Linked DNA regions of Homo sapiens: region 2 is linked to region 1. The links are chromatin contacts, found by Hi-C in ENCODE. All regions are on one chromosome and are shown on one strand. The core of a region is the stretch at or near the end of the contact, and the rest is flanking DNA. Distances in the headings are between cores, read along the strand shown.

Region 1 (4,105 bases), core at 1,102-3,601:
AGCCACCGCGCCCGGCTGATAATGAAATGTCTAAGCACTTAAGAACGTGCATTCAAAAGACTGGAGTTTTTTGAAAAACAGGGTAACCTGCAGTAAAAGAAATTCTTACACACTTTCACTTTTTTTCTTTAAATACTGTCTAGTAGACTGTGGCATCTCTAGGTGGCTAAAATAATTTGTCGATAACATCAAACATCTGGTTAGTGTTCAAATTTCTCAAATTGTCTTAAAAATTTTGTTTTAACCGTTGATTTGTTTGAATCAAGATCCAAATAACGGAGCAAAATTTTTATCATCAAGCCCACTGGCTGGTTACACTTTACCTCTTTTCAAAATAGATGTTTGTCACTGTGACACATTTCCATAAGCAAGAGAATTGAGAGATTAATTCAAGGTCTCTTTATGTGCTTTACAAATATCAGATAAGCTCTGGTAATTAAGTTACGGAAAATTCGCATAAGTAATATCTTGATGTTAGTCTTGGACATTAGGACTCAAAAGGCAGCAATGACAAACCCATTTATGTTGATTTCACAGCCTTTGGGGGTCTCCTTGTCTTTATTTTGATTGTTGGAAATAGAGACCCACGCTTTGGCCACTATATAACAAAGTACTAAAAATGTATAATAATGCAAATTCACTAATATGTTTATTAAAATATAAACAAGTTTATTACAAATCTGTAGCTTTATTCACAACTAACATCCTTATTTTTGTCCTATATGCCCACGTTTGTCCTCAAGTACAACGAAGGACTGAGAGAGCATATAATCCCCTCTAGGTGTAAATGAACGTATTTATTTCGCTTCAACTCATGTATGAAAGGATTAAAAAATTATTAGTCCCCACAACTTAATTCTCCCAAAGAGAAGGTGCCAAGAATGAGGCACCTTTAGCCATGCATAATCTCCACCCATCTCATCAAATAAACGGAACAGTGATGAACATAACTTGCTAAGTAAGCTCAGCCGTGTAACAAGACCCTAGATTCCCCTCCCTTCTTCATCCTACCAGAACATTATCCTTAAGGTTTTCCTAATCAGCAGTCTGCGTCTAACTAACCCTAACTATCCAGAGTCACCTAACATATACTTATTTCCTTGTTTCAGATTCCCATTACGCCTATCTTAATGGGACAACTGGGTCCGAAATTATGCATGTGTTTTTTTGTTTTGTTTTTGCGGTGTACTTATTATCCGCACTTTATCATTAAATTCCTGAAAAGCTAGAACAAAACAAATCCGTGTCATTCACTATGTGCATCCTCTCTGCTTGGGGACGCCAAGGGTTTCAAGCTGCTGCCTCCCTGCCCTGGTCTCTGCTTGCCGTATCCAGCACTGGGTAAGCGCCCAGGTTCTGCTCCGGGACTAAAACTCATGATCTTCTGGCTCAGGTTCTGTGAACTGAGTCATTCTGGCACTGAGAATATTCCGTGACTCAGCAGGCCCGAAAAGGAGGATGTCAGAATCCACATAATTTCGAGTCTTTTAAAGGCAAGCCGAGGAACACAAACAACACAGTGGAAGAATTTCGCAGTGGGTCGTGCGTACCCAAGGGAAAAATTCATTCCATTCCCAGCCTTTTCACTTCCTTCCTTGCCCCGGTAAAACGACTGGTTACACTTTAAATCAGCGGCAGGAAATCGCTTCACGAAACTCATCTGGCTGCTGCGACCAGGCCCTTCTGATTCTCCAGGGACCGTGTCGGCCCCATGAACGCCCCGGGACCTCTGTTCGGGAGGGGCTGGAGCGGGGCCCCGGGCAGCAGCGGGCGCTCCCGGTTCGGACCCACACCTGGCCGGGCGGGGACCCTCTTGCCGCAGCCCAAATTGGCGCGAGGCCCCAGGGACGACCCCGAGCGACCTCCTGACCCGGCATCGCCCCTCTAAGGCGCCCTCCCCCGACTCCTCCCGCAATCCGGAGTCTCCCAGGCCGCGGAGCCCAAGGACCCCAGCGACTCCCGCGCGGGGAGCGGGTCTGCGAGGCCGCCCTTCCCTCCCGGCATGCACCACCCAGCCGCCCTCCCCTCCCCTCCTCTCCTCTCCCCTCCCCTCCTCTCCCCTCCTCTCCCCTCCCCTCCCCCAACCCCCTCCCCCGGCTCCCCGCCCACCTCGCGCGCCCCTCCCCCCGGGTCGCGCGCCGCGGGCCCGAGCGCGAGACGCCGCTGCTCCCGCCCCCGCCGCCTCCTGGAGTCGCCGGGGCGGACGCGCAGTCCATGGGGCGCGGTGGGCCGGGGAGTTGCCCCAGGGGCCGCGGGAGTTGCTGAGAGGAGACAGGGTTGGGCTTTCTCCTCGCCCAGACCCCACCCCACCCTGCCGACCCCACCCCCTGCTCCTTCCTCCCCGGGGGCGCGCACTCGGGCACGCGCTCGGAAGTCGGGGGTCGGCGCGGAGTGCAGGCTGCTCCCGGGGTAGGTGAGGGAAGCGCGGAGGCGGCGCGCGGGGGCAGTGGTCGGCGAGCAGCGCGGTCCTCGCTAGGGGCGCCCACCCGTCAGTCTCTCCGGCGCGAGCCGCCGCCACCGCCCGCGCCGGAGTCAGGCCCCTGGGCCCCCAGGCTCAAGCAGCGAAGCGGCCTCCGGGGGACGCCGCTAGGCGAGAGGAACGCGCCGGTGCCCTTGCCTTCGCCGTGACCCAGCGTGCGGGCGGCGGGATGAGAGGGAGCCATCGGGCCGCGCCGGCCCTGCGGCCCCGGGGGCGGCTCTGGCCCGTGCTGGCCGTGCTGGCGGCGGCCGCCGCGGCGGGCTGTGCCCAGGCAGCCATGGACGAGTGCACGGACGAGGGCGGGCGGCCGCAGCGCTGCATGCCCGAGTTCGTCAACGCCGCCTTCAACGTGACTGTGGTGGCCACCAACACGTGTGGGACTCCGCCCGAGGAATACTGTGTGCAGACCGGGGTGACCGGGGTCACCAAGTCCTGTCACCTGTGCGACGCCGGGCAGCCCCACCTGCAGCACGGGGCAGCCTTCCTGACCGACTACAACAACCAGGCCGACACCACCTGGTGGCAAAGCCAGACCATGCTGGCCGGGGTGCAGTACCCCAGCTCCATCAACCTCACGCTGCACCTGGGTAAGCGGTGACAGCCCCGTCCCCTGCTACTGCTCGCCAGCAGCCCAGCTCCCGGACCGGCTCCGTCCCAGTGGCCGGCCTCACGGGCGCAGACGGCCGCGTGTTTGCTCTCTGTTCCCCGGCATGGGCCACACAGAAACTCCTTTCTCCAACTTCTTAAATAGATACTGCTTTTAACATCCCGTGAGGGCCAGGATGTTCCGCACGAGTCTCTCTGCTTTCCTGTTCTTTCTGACTTAACGGGATTCTGGCTCTCTGATTATTCTGCATTTCGGCTGTTAGGATTGTGATTTCCCCCTTTTTTTTCTGAAGCGTTAATCAGAAACTCCCATCCCCACTTTTCTCTTTGCTAGCAAGGTCATCACAGCGCATTCTTGGATCGGAAACAAGAAGGTCCGCCTTAAACACTTTCGCCTTTAAAATGTTTAGATGTCCTTCCAGGGCTGAGGGTGATTGCTCTGTTGAGTTAAGGGGGAATTTGAGGGGAGCAAATGCCTTCGCTGCCTATATTGCCTATGTGTAATTAAAACATAAATTCACTTTTGAAGTTATTGTTCTTTATAGCTGCTCAGCCTTAATTAAGAACCACAAAGCGATTTGACTGCTAATCCTGGTGCAGAATGAACAAAAGGAAGTGCACTCACTGTAATTGCTGGGCATAGCCTTGTCCCTGGGTAAAAAGGCTCTCCTTTACTGTCTTCCCTTTTGCTTTCATTCAAAGCAACTGTAGAAACACGTGTAAGTGATGTTTCAGAAATCAGGAAAGGGATGTGTAGAAAACTTCATGGCAGGGCAGTGGATTGAGGATGGACATATGTATCTGGAAGCACCAAAAATAATGTTCGGTCTAGCTAAGGTTTTCTTCATCATTGAGATACGTAAATAGGCAGAAAGTTTCATTATTGTGTTTAACAGAGGAATCTATGTGTGAGAAACACGTTTGACTTAACACTTCACTCCCCATTGCCTTGGAAGGCTTGATTATTACCAGTAGCTGGTACTAATGAACTTCCAGAGAGAACAGACTGCCTCAAGCCAT
Region 2 (4,105 bases), core at 577-3,076, 390 kb before region 1:
TCCAGTCTTTTGCTATTGCTAACAGTGCTGCTAAGAGCATTCTTGTACATGTTTCCTGGTGTTCACATAAAAAATGTTTCTGAGATTTACATATTTAGGAGTGGAGTTGCTGGGTCCATTTTATAGATGAGGAAACTGAGGCTGAAAGAAGTTAATGAGACTGTTCAAAATCATACAGCTAGTAAATAACCAGAATCAGGATTTGAAACCAGGACAGCTCTAAAGAATAGAAGTTGAGGAAAAAATTGGAGATGGGGGATGTAGGGGGAAATTAGAGCGATGAGGAAACTATACAAGCTTGAGAAAAGAATTTCTATTTACTAGGGAGGAAATGAGAGAAGAGAGACAGACCTTCTCATATTGTTTTATATTGTTTTATACTCAGAAAAAAAAAAAAAAGAAAAGCAAAACTAAAAGCAGTTGGCCCGAAGCCTAGGAACCAGACCCGAAACCAGGCCTGGGCCTGCCTGACCTAAGCTTGGTAGTTAAAGATTGACCCCTGACCTAACCGGTTATGTTATCTATAGATTCCAGATATTGTATAGAAAAGACATTGTGAAACTTCCTGGTCTGTTCTGTTTCAGCCTGACCACCGGTGCATGCAGCTCCTGTCACGTACCCTCTGTTGCTCAATCGATCATGACCCTCTTGCGTGGACCCCCTTAGAGTTGTGAGCCCTTAAAAGGGACAGGAATTGTTCACTCGGGGAGCTCGGCTCTTGAGACAGGAGTCTTGCCTGATGCTCCCGGCCAAATAAACCACTTCCTTCTTTAACTCGGTGTCTGAGAAGTTTTGTCTGCGGCTCATCCTGCTACACCTTCCCTTACCCAAGCCAACCCCATCCCCAATCATTTCTTTGCTCTCTTTTAGATTTATTCCATGTATATGGAAATCTTAAAATATATTGTTTATTTTGATTATATTTAAATTGTAATAAAATAACTTGCCTTTTTCCAATATTATTTTGCTAAGATTCATCTATATGGTTACTATAGTGTCCCTAGAGTTCATTCATTTCACAGCTTTATGATATTCCACTGTGCTCATGTACCACAGTTTATCCTTCTCATTCTTCTCATGAGAGCCCTTTGTATGGTCTCCAGTCTTTTGCTATTGCTAACAGTTCTGCTAAGAGCATTCTTGTACATGTTTTCTGGTGTTCACATAAAAAATGTTTCTGAGATTAACATATTTAGGAGTGGAGTTGCTGGGTCCATTTTACAGATGAGGAAACTGAGGCTGAGAGAAGTTAATGAGACTGTTCAAAATCATACAGCTAGTAAATAACCAGAATCAGGATTTGAATCCAGGACTGCTCTAAAGAACAGAAGTTGAGGAAAAAATTGGAGATGGGGGATGTAGGGGGAAATCAGAGTAATGAGGAAACTATACAAGCTTGAGACAAGAGTTTCTATTTACTGAAGGTTCTGGGCACTTGTATACCTGTTTTCATGTGCCTCGGCCTATGCTGGGTAAGCCCCAGAGGTTAGGAAAACTCTGGCCCTGGTTCGGAACAAGAACCCTTTAATCTCCAGGACTGAGGGCTTTCTTATGGAAGGGGCAAATCTTTCCAGGCTTCAGGACAAGCCTGTTCCCAAGACACTTACTCCCTCCCATCAAATAAGGTATTCCCAGGCTCTGCCCCAGTCGGGCCCCACCCTCCCCCATGGTACACTGACACAAAGCCTGAGGCTCCCTTGTTGGAGACTTCTGGCCCTCTGGCCTGGGCTGCCCCCAACCCCAACCCATACATCCACTAACCAGGGTGAGGCCACCCACAGAGCCATTTAATTATCCCTGAGTGCAAGGCCATGCCGCAGGCGCATGAAACAGGAAGGAAAAACAAGACCTGCAGCTGCACTATGATGTCAGCGATGGGGCAGATGGGCATTCAATTAAAAATTAAAATTACCAGGCAAATATGCCCTTGGCACACCAGCTGTTCGCTGCCCTCAGGCTTACAGGGTTCACCGATCTGTGTCTATTTACGTCGTGGTAGGGCCTATAAAACCCCTCTTCGGAGTCCCTTCAGGCTCAGGGACAGGAGTCTCACTCTTTCCCAAGGCCACAGATCTTCCTTCAGCCTGGCCTTCTTCTGGTGGAATTTACTAAAGATTTTAAGGGAGATAAGGGGAGAGTGTGGATCATAGCTGGAAAAATGACCTAATATTGAAGCCCTACATATAGAGGGTCAGGATATCATCTTTGCACAGAAGGACAGCCCCGTGTTACCTTGATGCATCATCGCACAGCATGTAGGTATTAATCATGTATCCTATAAGTGTCCCGGCCAGGAGGTATCAGATTTGAGTCTTGCCCTCTGAGAGTTTATAGTCTGGGTAAAAAGGGAGAGAATGAACATTAGAGAGGCAGTGTGGCAACTGTTGGCTCTGATCGGGCCCACAGGGTAGACCGCATGTGTCCTTGTGGAGGACAAAGGAGAGTAGGCTGAAGCCCCAGAATTCCTCCAAAGTGGCCTGGCCTTACTAATCTCTGCCCGGCCTCCTGCTAGCTGGTCCAGCTCTGCAACAGATGCTGCTTCTGGTGCAAGGAAGTGGGAGCAGGTCTAGGTGTTACTGAGACAAAAAGGTCAGCAGGCAAGGACAGCTGAGGGGTCCCTATGCATGGAACCTCAGCATGCTGAGAGTTCCCTGTGTATGGGACCTTAGGTGGGGTGGGCACCCGGGCCACCTTGGAAAACTAATGGCCCAGGCTAGCAAAAACACACCATGCTCGCTCACTACTGTACCTCCAGCCCTGTATTCTAGGGATCAGGCTCCTACACTCCTGCTCAGAAAAGGGCTTAGCCTGGACTGGTGAGCAGGTGGCCAGCAGCTGCTCCCTTGACAGAGCAAGTTTGTCTCCATGGCTGCAGAGCAGGCCCAGATGCTGCCCCTCTGCATGAGGATGTGTCCTCTTGGCTGAAACAAGTCTCTCCACAGAGTCACCTGCAAAGGGCCGTTAGCCAGCGGGATGAGCGAGGGTCCCATAGCTCCCCTTCTCTTCTGCAAGTCACTTTATCACAGCAACTGCAGCCCCTGAGTCCGGAATGCAAGCCTATTTTCCCTCTGGTCTTGGATCAGTTCTCACTGGGCCTGCCCCATTTCAACCATGCCATGGCCAAAATGAGGGCCAAAACTGCTTATGAGCACTTGCTCTATATTCATCCCCCAGAAACCAACTCTCCTTCTCCCCATGTTGCAGGGAGGCGGGAGAGGAAGATTGCCCTGACCCAGCATGCCACTGTCTCCTAGGCTGCTGTGATTTGCATGTGATTATGATACACACGGTCCCACAACCCCTTCCCAGCTCCTCACCCCCTCCTCACTATTTCCTGGGAGATGCTGCCGATCTAGGCTCTGAGGAGTTGCAGGTTTCAATCAATCTTGCTTATTGGTAAAAACTGACCTAATAAAGCACTTACTGGAAAATCCTGACAATTTCATTTTTAGAACATACAATTAAAACCATTTCCCTTAATATCCAGCAAACCGGCTGGGCACGTTGGCTCACTCCTGTAATCCCAGCACTTTGGAAGGCCGAGGCGGGTGGATCACAAGGTCAGGAGTTTGAGACGTGGTAGCGCATGCCTGTAATCCCAGCTACTCAGGAGGCTGAGGCAGGAGAATTGCTTGAACCTGGGAGGCGGAGGTTGCAGTGAGCCAAGATCGTGCCACTGCACTCCAGCCTGGGCGACAGAGCGAGACTCTGTCTCAAAAATAAATAAATAAATAAATACAAAAACCCCCCAGCAAACCTACACGCAGCTATTCTGTCATCAAGATGAGTTCCATTTTAATCTATTCCAGAGCCACTTACAAACTCTACACCTTGAATGAGAACATCCACATCAGTTATGTTTCCAGTATTTCCCAAAAGTTAAGTCAAAAGTACAATTCTGGTCATCTCAGGATAAATGAGATAAGAGCATGTCGAAAGTACGTGATCAGTTGATTTGGCTCAGGGATTTTGTGGTTTTTTTTTTTTTAACTCTGCCACCTCAAATATCCAGTTAATCTGCTTGCATTTTGGAGGTTGCAGTGAAAAGCCTATGTGACCAGTGCATCATCCCTGTTATATTTAGCTCATAGGGCACCTAAGGAGG

The links. Hi-C counts contacts between places; a loop is a spot of excess contacts on that map. Pooled maps may share reads with other maps.
Region 2: a pooled map shows a loop between it and region 1 (3-fold over the local background). The contact joins the enhancer-like site here to the promoter of LAMC1 in region 1. A Hi-C loop is called at or near these places in 2 of 37 single-sample maps with no recorded cell type and 1 of 50 pooled maps.

The regions. Positions count from the first base shown.
Region 1 is chr1:183,021,069-183,025,173 of GRCh38, forward strand. It overlaps LAMC1 (laminin subunit gamma 1), which reads left to right and starts at 2,352. Exons shown (of 28, transcript NM_002293.4): 1 at 2,352-3,066. The coding sequence starts at 2,649. RefSeq lists enhancers at 1-311, 1,049-1,604, 1,605-2,159, 2,715-3,268 and silencers at 1,671-2,060, 2,091-2,480, 2,531-2,600, 2,621-2,760.
Region 2 is chr1:182,632,030-182,636,134 of GRCh38, forward strand. No RefSeq gene overlaps it. Among named protein-coding and RNA genes, the nearest start is that of LINC01686, 19 kb to the left of the region's middle. Within about 2 kb of position 1,827, at least 3 of the 41 ENCODE cell types and tissues checked have a DNase peak (open chromatin) inside an H3K27ac peak, as active enhancers do.